Linked DNA regions of Homo sapiens: all the other regions are linked to region 1. Evidence: chromatin contacts called from ENCODE Hi-C data. All regions are on one chromosome and are shown on one strand. The core of a region is the stretch at or near the end of the contact, and the rest is flanking DNA. Distances in the headings are between cores, read along the strand shown.

Region 1 (2,650 bases), core at 74-2,573:
CGCACCCCTGACCCAGACCAGCAGAGCTGACTGCAGCATCCATATCCAAGAGAAAGACCACTGACGCCCAAGAAGTGAGACAAGCAAGGACTCTATAGAATCAATTAGCATAGAAGGGGCTTTCCCAACAGTTTAACTTTCCCTCTCATGCGATTTACCTACTTGAACCAGGGCTCTTTCCTACACTCCTCTTCACATTCCCGACTTACACGCAGAGGGAAAGAGAATTCATAAAGGGAATATTTTTCTGCCTTTGAAGATATTCTCACAAGATCGTTCTCCACGCCCAAGGCAAGTAAAACGACACAATCTGGCTCAACTCCAGGCTCGAACCCTACACATTCAACGAGGCTATCTCAGACACGCTGTGGCACACGCCACGGGGAGCCAGAGAACGTGTGGTGGGGGTGGCGAAGGTAATGCCTTTGGGAAGCAGCCATCTGAGGTGGGAAGCCAGAAAACGAGAGGGAAGGCGTCCAGGAAGATTACGGAGGGGAGATCGCGGCCCCCAGAGCGATCAGAGTTGTCTGTCACAAGGCCGCGAGAACGGGGGTAGGGAGTGGGGGATCGGGGAGAGAAAAAAAGTATGCCTGTGTATTTCGAGCGGAGGGCAGCAAGAGGCCTCTCCTCAAGGGAAAGGTAAACGTGGAGTAGGCAGTTCCCAGGAAAGGGGGTGAAGAGGCGTTGGGGGAGGGGAAGCGTCCTGACCCAGGAAAAACATGAAAGGGGGAGTTGGGTCGCCTAGATTAGAGGGGGATCTCTCTCCCTGGGAAAATGGGGTGTTGCAACGGTGTGTGCAAGGCGGCGAGGGGGGTGAGAAGTGGCAGCATCCTCCTAAGAGCTTGGGGAGGGCCAGGCCCACGACCCAAGGAGAGCGAGCGCGGGGAGACGGAGGAGGTGACCCTTCCCTCCCCTGGGGCCCGATCGTGAGGTTCGGTCTCTTTTCTGTCGGACCCTTACCTTGTCCCAGGCGCTGCCGGGGCCTGGGCCCGGGCTGCGGCGCACGGCACTCCCGGGAGGCGGCAGGACTCGAGTTAGGCCCAACGCGGCGCCACGGCGTTTCCTGGCCGGGAATGGCCCGTACCCGTGAGGTGGGGGTGGGGGGCAGAAAGGCGGAGCGAGCCAAAGGCGGGGAGGGGGGGCAGGGCCAGGGAAAGAGGGGGGCCGGCACTACTGTGTTGGCGGACTGGCGGGACTGGGGCTGCGTGAGTCTCTGAGCGCAGGCGGGCGGCGGCCGCCCCTCCCCCGGCAGCGGCGGCGGCGGCGGCGGCGGCGGCGGCGGCGGCAGCTCACTCAGCCCGCTGCCCGAGCGGAAACGCCACTGACCGCACGGGGATTCCCAGCGCCGGCGCCAGGGGCACCCGGGACACGCCCCCTCCCGCCGCGCCATTGGCCTCTCCGCCCACCGCCCCGCACCCATTGGCCCACTCGCCGCCAATCAGCGGAAGCCGCCGGGGCCGCCTAGAGAAGAGGCTGTGCTTCGGCGCTCCGGCTCCTCAGAGAGCCTCGGCTAGGTAGGGGAGCGGAACTCTGGTGGGAGGGGAGGTGCGGTACACTGGGGGGATGGGTGGCTAGGGGGGCCGTCTGGTGGCTTGCGGGGGTTGCCTTTCCCGTGGGAAGTCGGGAACATAATGTTTGTTACGTTGGGAGGGAAAGGGGTGGCTGGATGCAGGCGGGAGGGAGGCCCGCCCTGCGGCAACCGGAGGGGGAGGGAGAAGGGAGCGGAAAATGCTCGAAACCGGACGGAGCCATTGCTCTCGCAGAGGGAGGAGCGCTTCCGGCTAGCCTCTTGTCGCCGATTGGCCGTTTCTCCTCCCGCCGTGTGTGAAAACACAAATGGCGTATTCTGGTTGGAGTAAAGCTCCTGTCAGTTACGCCGTCGGGAGTACGCAGCCGCTTAGCGACTCTCGCGTTGCCCCCTGGGTGGGGCGGGTAGGTAGGTGGGGTGTAGAGATGCTGGGTGTGCGGGCGCGGCCGGCCTCCTGCGGCGGGAGGGGAGGGTCAGTGAAATCGGCTCTGGCGCGGGCGTCCTCCCACCCTCCCCTTCCTTCGGGGGAGTCGGTTTACCCGCCGCCTGCTTGTCTTCGACACCTGATTGGCTGTCGAAGCTGTGGGACCGGGCCCTTGCTACTGGCTCGAGTCTCACATGAGCGAAACCACTGCGCGGGGCGCGGGGGTGGCGGGGAGGCGGGCGTTGGTACGGTCCTCCCCGAGGCCGAGCGCCGCAGTGTCTGGCCCCGCGCCCCTGCGCAACGTGGCAGGAAGCGCGCGCTGGAGGCGGGGGCGGGCTGCCGGCCGAGACTTCTGGATGGCGGCGGCCGCGGCTCCGCCCCGGGTTCCCACCGCCTGAAGGGCGAGACAAGCCCGACCTGCTACAGGCACTCGTGGGGGTGGGGGAGGAGCGGGGGTCGGTCCGGCTGGTTTGTGGGTGGGAGGCGCTTGTTCTCCAAAAACCGGCGCGAGCTGCAATCCTGAGGGAGCTGCGGTGGAGGAGGTGGAGAGAAGGCCGCACCCTTCTGGGCAGGGGGAGGGGAGTGCCGCAATACCTTTATGGGAGTTCTCTGCTGCCTCCCGTCTTGTAAGGACCGCCCTGGGCCTGGAAGAAGCCCTCCCTCCTTTCCTCCTCGCGTGATCTCGTCATCGCCTCCAT
Region 2 (2,650 bases), core at 96-2,595, 6.2 Mb before region 1:
ACCATTAAACCTCTTTTTCTTTATAAATTACCCAGTTTTGGGTATTTCTTTATAGCAGTATGAAAATGGACTAACACCGTCCACATATGCAGGGAGGCAACCACTTCACTCTCCTCTGCTTGGGGTGGGGTTGAGGGGTTGAGAAAAAGAGGGGAAGACCTTTTGAAAAGACCCAGGACTACAGTTTGAAAATGTCTGGGTTTAGAAATCGTTTCACTTCCAGTGCTTCTCACTCATTTCACTACCCATGACCCACTCCCCTCTCATCTCTTTACTGTCCACTTATCACTGTTCTTTTTGCTTAAAATGACTCCAAATCCTCAAAAAATTAAAAGTTCCACTGTTTATTACAATTGGAAATTTTATGTTTATTGTCACTGAGCAGAGGGTCTAATGACTCCAAGGCAGTAGTTTCAGATATTGCACATTGCAAACGATTTTCACACAAAAATGTTTTAAAAGGCTATCGGGTGCAGGGCTGGTTGTAGGTAGGGACCCAACCTAAGAATTATGAAACGCCATAGTTCCTAATTTTGGAAAGATATTAGCGGAGAGTAATATGGATTAGTAGCAAGGGCTGGAGAAAACAGTGCTCTATACTACCTTCAAGGTGCTCTTTTCATCGCTTGTGACCCAATGGCTGAATAGTGGGTAGGAAACAGGATTCAGGATCTCAGGCACGGTCTGGATCTACTGACTCTGAGCGTCATTTTATCTCTTGCTGGGGTACACATCTGCTTCTGGATTTAAGTAACGTGCGCTACAATAATTTAAGGACTATAAAACCACAAGGTTATGAGAGCGTAAACCACAAAGCGTGTAAGTAAATGCCTAGAAAACGCAACGCGGTAGCACAGCAGCAACGCACAAACAGCCCCAGCAAACGACGCGCGCCGGGCTTCCCAGCTCCCGGCAGCCTTTGCGCAGCCCTCCCCAAGTCCAACTGGGCGCCCGGGGCGGGGTCTGGACCGCACGCCCTTACCACACCCCCTCCGCGCCGCACCACGCCCCCTCCGTACCTGCTCTTAGCGCGCCTTCCGCCCTGAATATGCGCATGCGCCATTCTCCCTTTACAGCCCCGAAAACGCTCCAGCTGGCCGACTCGGAGACAATGGCGAGAGGCCTCAGAGTTCGGCTTCTTACCTGCTTTGCATAGGCAGCAATCTCCTGCTAGTCCCGCCTCCCTCTGGCATTCTGGCGCGCGAATGGAGGAGCCGAGAAGAGAGCGCAGTTCTGATTGGAGAACGCGCGTGTTTACATTCTCACCTCTCCCGGGAAGTGGACGAATTTAGACCGCCTCTTCCTTCCCGTTGTTTAAGGCAGTTGGTTGCCCTCCTGTCCGTCAGAGGTGCAGTACCAGAGGTGGCGTGCTGCCGATTTCGCGTTTGCCTTGCTGGATGATTCCGCTTGTTTGCCGGCTGCGTGAGTGCTTAGAGCTTTTCGGTGGAAGATGCCGGACAGTAACTTCGCAGAGCGCAGCGAGGAGCAGGTGTCTGGTGCTAAAGTCATCGCTCAGGCCCTGAAAACGCAAGTACGATGGACCTTCCTGGAATGAAAGGCTCCTACGGAAGCTGGCGGGGACCGCGATGTTGTCTTGGAGACGAGTAGAAATGGGCGATGGGGGTCGGGGGGTTTTCCTTTTAGCGCCCGGGAGGGAGGGAAGGATGTGGCGATATGGTGGGGCCTTGGGAGTTTACTCCCCTGTTCTTCGTTCCTCAGGATGTGGAGTACATATTTGGCATCGTAGGCATCCCAGTGACCGAAATCGCCATTGCTGCCCAGCAGCTAGGCATCAAGTACATCGGGATGAGGAATGAGCAAGCGGTGAGTATGGACTCAGGTGGCTGAATGCGTTACTGGGAATGATCAGTAATAGCGGTAGGTATGCATTGCAAACACCCAGATAGCGCTTACCACTCTTCTGCTACTTTACATATATCATATCAATCACTGTTGAATATTAACTGTTGTTACACCAAGTTGACAGATGAGAAAAGACACAGGTTAAGTAAAACTTGCCTTTGGTGACACAGCTGGTAGTAGCAGAGCCAGGGTTTGAACCCACGTATTCTGGGTCTGAGTCCATTCTCTTACTACTATACTGTATGTCATGATTGGAATGGACAGTTTATGAGTAAAGTCTGACTTCCCTATTAGGCTACAAGCTCCATTAGAGCAGGGATATTATTTCTTCACGACACATCTGTACCCCCAGTGCTTAGTGTGGTGCCTGCATAAGAAAGGTGTTCAGAGATTACCTGTGGGATAAATGAGTGAAGGCCAAGGCTTTGTTGTATGATTGGTTCGGGGCAGGGTGGAGGATATCACAAATGGTAGTGCCTTGATGGAAACTCAGATGGCTCAGATCCTAGCCTGATGCTTTTTCCACCACATCATGCTGCCACCTTTCTTAGAGGCTTATTTGGAAGCAGGATAAGGAAGATACGACGTTTTGTCAATCCACTTTAAGTGCATCCTCTGCCAATCCACCTTGCTCTTCTCTCAGTAGTGCGGGCTTGAAAGGTCAAGAATCCACTTCTGTGATATCACATACTCTCAGTCCAGCTGAGGCTAAATATTCCTGCTTTACACTCCCACCGTTGCCTTCTAATTTAAATTCTTGCCTCCTCTTGCCCAAACAACTGCCTGG
Region 3 (2,650 bases), core at 57-2,556, 5.7 Mb before region 1:
TCTGCATTACCTTATTCTAACCCCGTAAACCAAACACCAAGAGAAAATTTGAAAGAAGCTAAAGGAAAAAGCCATCATACCTATAAATGTAATTGCATTTAATTACTTGTTTGAAACCATGCAAGCAAAAAAAGAGTGGAGTGAACTATTTAAATTGTTGAAAGAAAAACACCAGGGCCAGGCGCAGTGGCTCACGCCTGTAATCCCAGCACTTTGGGAAGCTGAGACGGGCGGATCATCTGAGGTCAGGAGTTTGATACCAGCCTGACCAACATGGAGAATCCCCGTCTCTACTGACAATACAAAATTAGCTGGGTGTAGTGGCGCATGCCTGTAAGTCCGGCTACTCGGGAGGCTGAGGCAGGAGAATCACTTGAACCTGGGAGGCGGAGGTTGCGGTGAGCCAAGATAGCACCATTGCACTCCAGAAGGGAGGGAGGGAAAGGAAAAACACTAACCTAGAATTCTAAATCTGGCAAAATCACTCTTCAAAAGAGAAGGAGAAATACCTTTCAGATCAAGAGTACTTCAGAAATGTATCTTTTTTTTTTTTGAGAGGGAGTCTTGCTCTGTCGCCCAGGCTGGAGTGCAGTGGCGCGATCTCGGCTCACTGCAACTTCCCGGGTTCGAGCGATCCTCCCACCTCAGTCTTCTGAGTAGCTGGGACCACAGGTGCTGCCACCACACCAGGCTAATTTTTGTATTTTCAGTAGAGACGGGGTTTCGCCATGTTGGGCAGGCTGGTCTCGAATTCCTGACCTCAAGCGATCCTTCCGCCTCGGCTTCCCCAAAGGCTGGGTTTACAGGCGGGAGCCACCGCGCCTGGCCCTAGAAATACATCTCACCCATAGTTTGTTTACGAAAAAATTGAGGTCCTGAGTTAAGTGGCTGAATTTAGGAAGGAATTGATCCCAAACCATCTTTTTTTCTTTTGCTAAGAAGTTTAAGTCAACGTCAGAAAGTGCAGTTTGAACTCTTCATGATAAAACTGGAGATGTTTGGGGAGAAAAATGGACAATACGTTCAATAGGACGTTATCAGCTGACTTGGTATCCAAACTGAGCTTTCCTGATTATTTCTTATTGCAATGTCTGACTTTTAGCCTATGTAAAAATATTTTCCCGTGGGTGGATGGGGAAATGACTAATTTACAGGACGCGACAACCTAAACCTTCCAAGGGGAAGGCGTCCTAAAGCGAAGCTGCACACACCGGTTCTCGCCGCGCCGGGTCGAAGGCCGCCTACAAGTCCCAGAGTGCTCCGCGGCGTGCGCTGCCCGCCGGGAAGCGTCTCCTGTGCGTCTGCGCGGGAAGTGGAACCTGGCTCTGGGGAGAAGCCGCGTGAGATCCGCGCGGGTGCTAGCTAGTCCTTTCTCGTCGCTGCTCGGCTCGCGGCCCGTGGGGTCGGCCCCGCCACCGTTGCCGCCATGCCCATGAAGGGCCGCTTCCCCATCCGCCGCACCCTGCAATATCTGAGCCAGGGGAACGTGGTGTTCAAGGACTCCGTGAAGGTCATGACAGTGAATTACAACACGCATGGGGAGCTGGGCGAGGGCGCCAGGTCAGTCGCAGCCCCGGCCGCCTGGCGAGCCGTAACCTGCTAGTCGTGCCAGCCTGCTGGTAACGTGAGGTCCCGAGTCGCTCTGGGCGGCCGTTCATCCCCGGGGCGGGCCCCCCAGGTCGGCGCTGTTACCCCCATTTTACAGAGGTCCAGACTGAGGCGGACGGCGGGGCCCCCGCCGGGCCGGCTGCAGTCGTGACGAGGTTTGGGGGGCGGAGGACAAGAACCCCACTCCTGGATCTCCTTCCTCCGGCGCGGTGGGCGAGGCTGACCCGAGGGAGGCCACCAGTTCCCTTGGCCCCTCTGGCCAGCAAGGCAAGCGCTGGGGAGGGGCAGCCGCAGATCCTTTCGGGGTGACGGGGGTGACACCCCAGGACGAATCTGAGGATAAAATGAGAGAAATAACAGCGGCGAACACTGATCATATCTCGCACAGTTCTGAATGCTTCTCGCGCTTTCTTTTTTCTGATGCCTAGAGAAACCCCAGCTTATCCCCACTCTAAGGCTGGGGAAGCGCACAGAGAGGTTAAGTAACTTGCAGCTCCACGAGACACCATGCCAGCCGGTGAGCGGTGAGCCGGGCAGTGTGGCCGCTTCCTTCGGGACTCAAGGTTTGGAAGGAAGTGATTAATTATGTCAGCTGTGCAGCGGCAGACCCTACCCCGACTAGAAGGAACTGTAGGGAACGCCTAGGATGTCTTTCAGCTTGGAGCAGAGTAGGGACTCATTGAATGGCAGTTGGCAAGTGAAAGGTTTGGATTGACCCTGAGGCAGCCCTAAGCAGTGCCTTAGGCTCTGCAGGTATGAAGTCTACATTTATTGAGTACACTCTGAGTGCTAGGCTGTGTGCTGTGTGCTGGGAGTTCAGCAGTGATGGAGGAGGCAGCCTTAGCCCGCAGAAACTTTGGGACTTGGGTGTATGTTGGATCAAAATGAGGCGTGGGGGCGGGGAGCAACTTCTTGTGGGGCATGGTCCCCTTGGTGACGGACCTTCACTGCATGGCCCTTCAAGAGATCCGGAAGCCGCTTCCTAGCCATTTGCTCTGCGCAGGTGAATCTGATAACTTGGACCTGCTTGCCTGGAATCAGC
Region 4 (2,650 bases), core at 61-2,560, 5.0 Mb before region 1:
GCAGTCCCAGCTACTCAGGAGGCTGCGGTAGGAGGATCACTTGCACCCGGGAGTTGGAGGCTGCAGTGAGTTGTGATCATGCCACCTCACTCCAGGCTGGGTGACAGAGCAAGACCCTGTTTCTAAAAAGATGAAAAAATAATAATAATAAAGTAGAAGCTCTTTCCATCACTCTAAGTGGAGTAGCTGTTTTAAGTGGAAATTAATCAAAGCCTTTCTTTTTCTCTTTTATATATATTTTAAAAGTACACCTTTAAGAGATTGAATCATTGAATTGTATCATGAGGTCTGTATCTGTTGGTTATCTGCTCCCAAGGAAAGGCTAACTCAAGCGTGGCGAGCTCCAAAGCCTCCAGAGGCCTGGTGGGCAAAGGACAGGAGTCCACTGGGGTGGGGAGGTCGCAGGGAAGAGTGGGAACCAGGGGACAGGAGGAGTCTGGACTCTCACAGGCAGCTCTCCTTAGCTCCCACTACTGCAGGTGCCTTCGGGACTGGTGCCCACTGGGGCTGGATCCTCCAGCTTCTCAAGAGATGTTGAAATCTGGTTTATATGCACACACACATTTTTCAGTTTCTAAACCACCACCTGGGTCAAACACAAACACAGAGGGGGCCAGACTCAGCCTGTGGCCAGTCTGCTCTCTTTGGTCACACTATTGCCCCCAGGTCACCTAAGGTGGCCGTGGCAAAGGGAAGAATGGGCTCGTGCGGAGATGCTGACCAGGCTGGCCTACAGCCCTGATGGCTTGTCCCGGTGAGGTCATCCAGGAAGCCAGGCATTGTTTTGCCCGGAACAAAGCCGAAACAATGAGCAAAAATATTCTGGTCGTAGTGAAAGTGAATTCTGTTGAGGAAATCGTTTCAGCATGCCGTCTCTGGGACAGGGGCTTGTTATCTACCTGGGGTTCAGCATCCTCGGGTGAGGTCCTCCCCTCTCCTGATTTAACTGCAACCTCCACCCCACCAAAGTACGGGTCTACCCTCAGAGACCCCCGACCTCCGCTAGAAGCCTCCTGCCTGGATCACACTAAGCCCTGCAGAAAAGCCTCTACCTCACCCCCGGCCTCATCAGCCTTGCCTTTCACAGATCAGGAGACTGAGGCTCAGAGAAGGGGGAAGCCTTATCCCAGGTCCCACAGCTACAGGACAGTGGGCCAGGATTTGCACCCACGTCCCAACTCCATGACCTTGGTGCCACCCTGGGGCAAGGTGACCTCTGGATGGGGACCAGCCAGACCACGTAGTTCTTCTTAGTCTGTGGTTTGCTGGGGAAGAGTGGATGACAGTGAGCAGGTTTTGCAAAGAACAAGCCTCTGGAACAACGCCGGGGGTGGCGAGACACGGTATGAGTCTAATAGACAGCCAACTTGTCACCTTCCCCTCATAAAAACATTGGCAGGTGAACATAAGGTCTGGGGACTGGGTCCAAACTGTTTTATCATCTCCTTGGAAGTGGCAGGACCTGGCCCAAAGCCCCAGAGAACCACAGTCTGGCAGCAGAGGAGAGGCAGCAAGGAGAGTGCCACCGTGCCAGTTGCAGGGGGAGGGGTGGAGGCACGGCAGGCTCCCGGTGGCAGGATGGCCTGAGAAGGGCCAGGATGAGGCAGGGTGGCTGGCGCTGCCCCAGATGAAGGTGTTTGAGGCACACACCATACTCCAAACGGAGGTGCCCCACAGCAGAGCCCAAGCAGCTAAGTCGGGGAAAGGGCAGTGGGCGAGGTCAGAAAGCTGGGTCATGCAGGCCAAGTCACTTCCCCTCTGCATCTCAGAGGTCCAGGGTTAGAACAAAGGTTTGAGTGGCTTTGGCAAGCAGTGGCTGTTAACTCACCCTACTATGTGCCAGGCACTGCTCTAGGAACTGGAGACAGTGGGTGAGCCCTACCAAGCTGACCTGCAGAAGGGGAGATAGACACTAAACACATAAATGAGCAATTATTTATGACAGTGCCCAGCACACAGAAAACAACAAAGTAGGCCCCTCTGCGGAGGTGACATTTCATAACAACAGCAGCTCGCTGAGGACTCACTGTGGGCAGGCCCTGTGCCAAGCCCTTTCCAGACACCAACTCACTCACTTACTCCTCACCAGCCCGGATGATGGAAAGAGGCCCAGAGAAGTAAAGCCACTTGCCCAGGGTCATACAGCTGGATTCAAACCCAGAAGCTCGGCTCTAGGGAACAAGCTTTTAGCCACACTGAAGCTGAGGCAAAGAACTGGGGGCAAAGAACTGGGGGAACACTGTTCTAAGAGCAGAGAACAGCAGGTGTAAAGAGGGCCATGGTGCACATAGTGAAGAAACAGAAAGCCAGAGTGTGGCAGAGAGGAAGAGGGGACGGGGCCCCCAAGGCCAGAGTTAGAACCTGGATTTATCCCAAGTTTTGTGCTGCCCCAGTGAGGGCTCAACGCTTTTGGCTAAAAGCCCTGGATTGTCCCTGACCACCAACCCTTCCCTTCTACTCTGAAAGGGAACTTAAGGGCCCATGTTGGGTTTTTCCCTGCAGGTACTTATGACTTTTTTTTTTTTTTTTTTTTTTTTTTGAGACAGAGTCTAGCTCTGTTGCCCAAGCTGGAGTGCAGGGTGCGATCTCAGCTCTCTGCAACCTCCGCCACCTGGGTCCAAGAGATTCTCGTTTCTCAGCCTCCTGAATA

The links. Hi-C counts contacts between places; a loop is a spot of excess contacts on that map. Pooled maps may share reads with other maps.
Region 2: a pooled map shows a loop between it and region 1 (36-fold over the local background). The contact joins the promoter of HACL1 here to the promoter of SETD5 in region 1. A Hi-C loop is called at or near these places in 6 of 50 pooled maps.
Region 3: a loop to region 1 is called in a pooled map, with 7 times the contacts of the local background. The contact joins the promoter of MRPS25 here to the promoter of SETD5 in region 1. A Hi-C loop is called at or near these places in 4 of 50 pooled maps.
Region 4: a loop to region 1 is called in a map with no recorded cell type, with 22 times the contacts of the local background. The contact joins the enhancer-like site here to the promoter of SETD5 in region 1. A Hi-C loop is called at or near these places in 2 of 37 single-sample maps with no recorded cell type and 2 of 50 pooled maps.

What each region holds. Positions count from the first base shown.
Region 1 is chr3:9,396,288-9,398,937 of GRCh38, reverse strand. It overlaps SETD5 (SET domain containing 5), which reads right to left and starts at 1,323. Exons shown (of 23, transcript NM_001080517.3): 1 at 961-1,323. It overlaps THUMPD3-AS1 (THUMPD3 antisense RNA 1), which reads left to right and starts at 2,315. Exons shown (of 4, transcript NR_132781.1): 1 at 2,315-2,378. RefSeq lists an enhancer at 456-505 and a silencer at 1,116-2,425.
Region 2 is chr3:15,600,264-15,602,913 of GRCh38, reverse strand. HACL1 (2-hydroxyacyl-CoA lyase 1) reads left to right here and starts at 1,345. Exons shown (of 17, transcript NM_012260.4): 1 at 1,345-1,531; 2 at 1,720-1,824. The coding sequence starts at 1,451. It overlaps BTD (biotinidase), which reads right to left and starts at 1,169. Exons shown (of 4, transcript NM_001370658.1): 1 at 1,020-1,169. RefSeq lists a silencer at 897-956 and an enhancer at 798-1,440.
Region 3 is chr3:15,063,971-15,066,620 of GRCh38, reverse strand. It overlaps MRPS25 (mitochondrial ribosomal protein S25), which reads left to right and starts at 1,306. Exons shown (of 4, transcript NM_022497.5): 1 at 1,306-1,560. The coding sequence starts at 1,427. RefSeq lists an enhancer at 1,147-1,326.
Region 4 is chr3:14,433,692-14,436,341 of GRCh38, reverse strand. All of the region lies in intron 2 of SLC6A6 (solute carrier family 6 member 6), which reads right to left. Among named protein-coding and RNA genes, the nearest start is that of SLC6A6, 32 kb to the right of the region's middle. RefSeq lists enhancers at 1-831, 832-1,743. Within about 2 kb of position 1,310, at least 14 of the 41 ENCODE cell types and tissues checked have a DNase peak (open chromatin) inside an H3K27ac peak, as active enhancers do.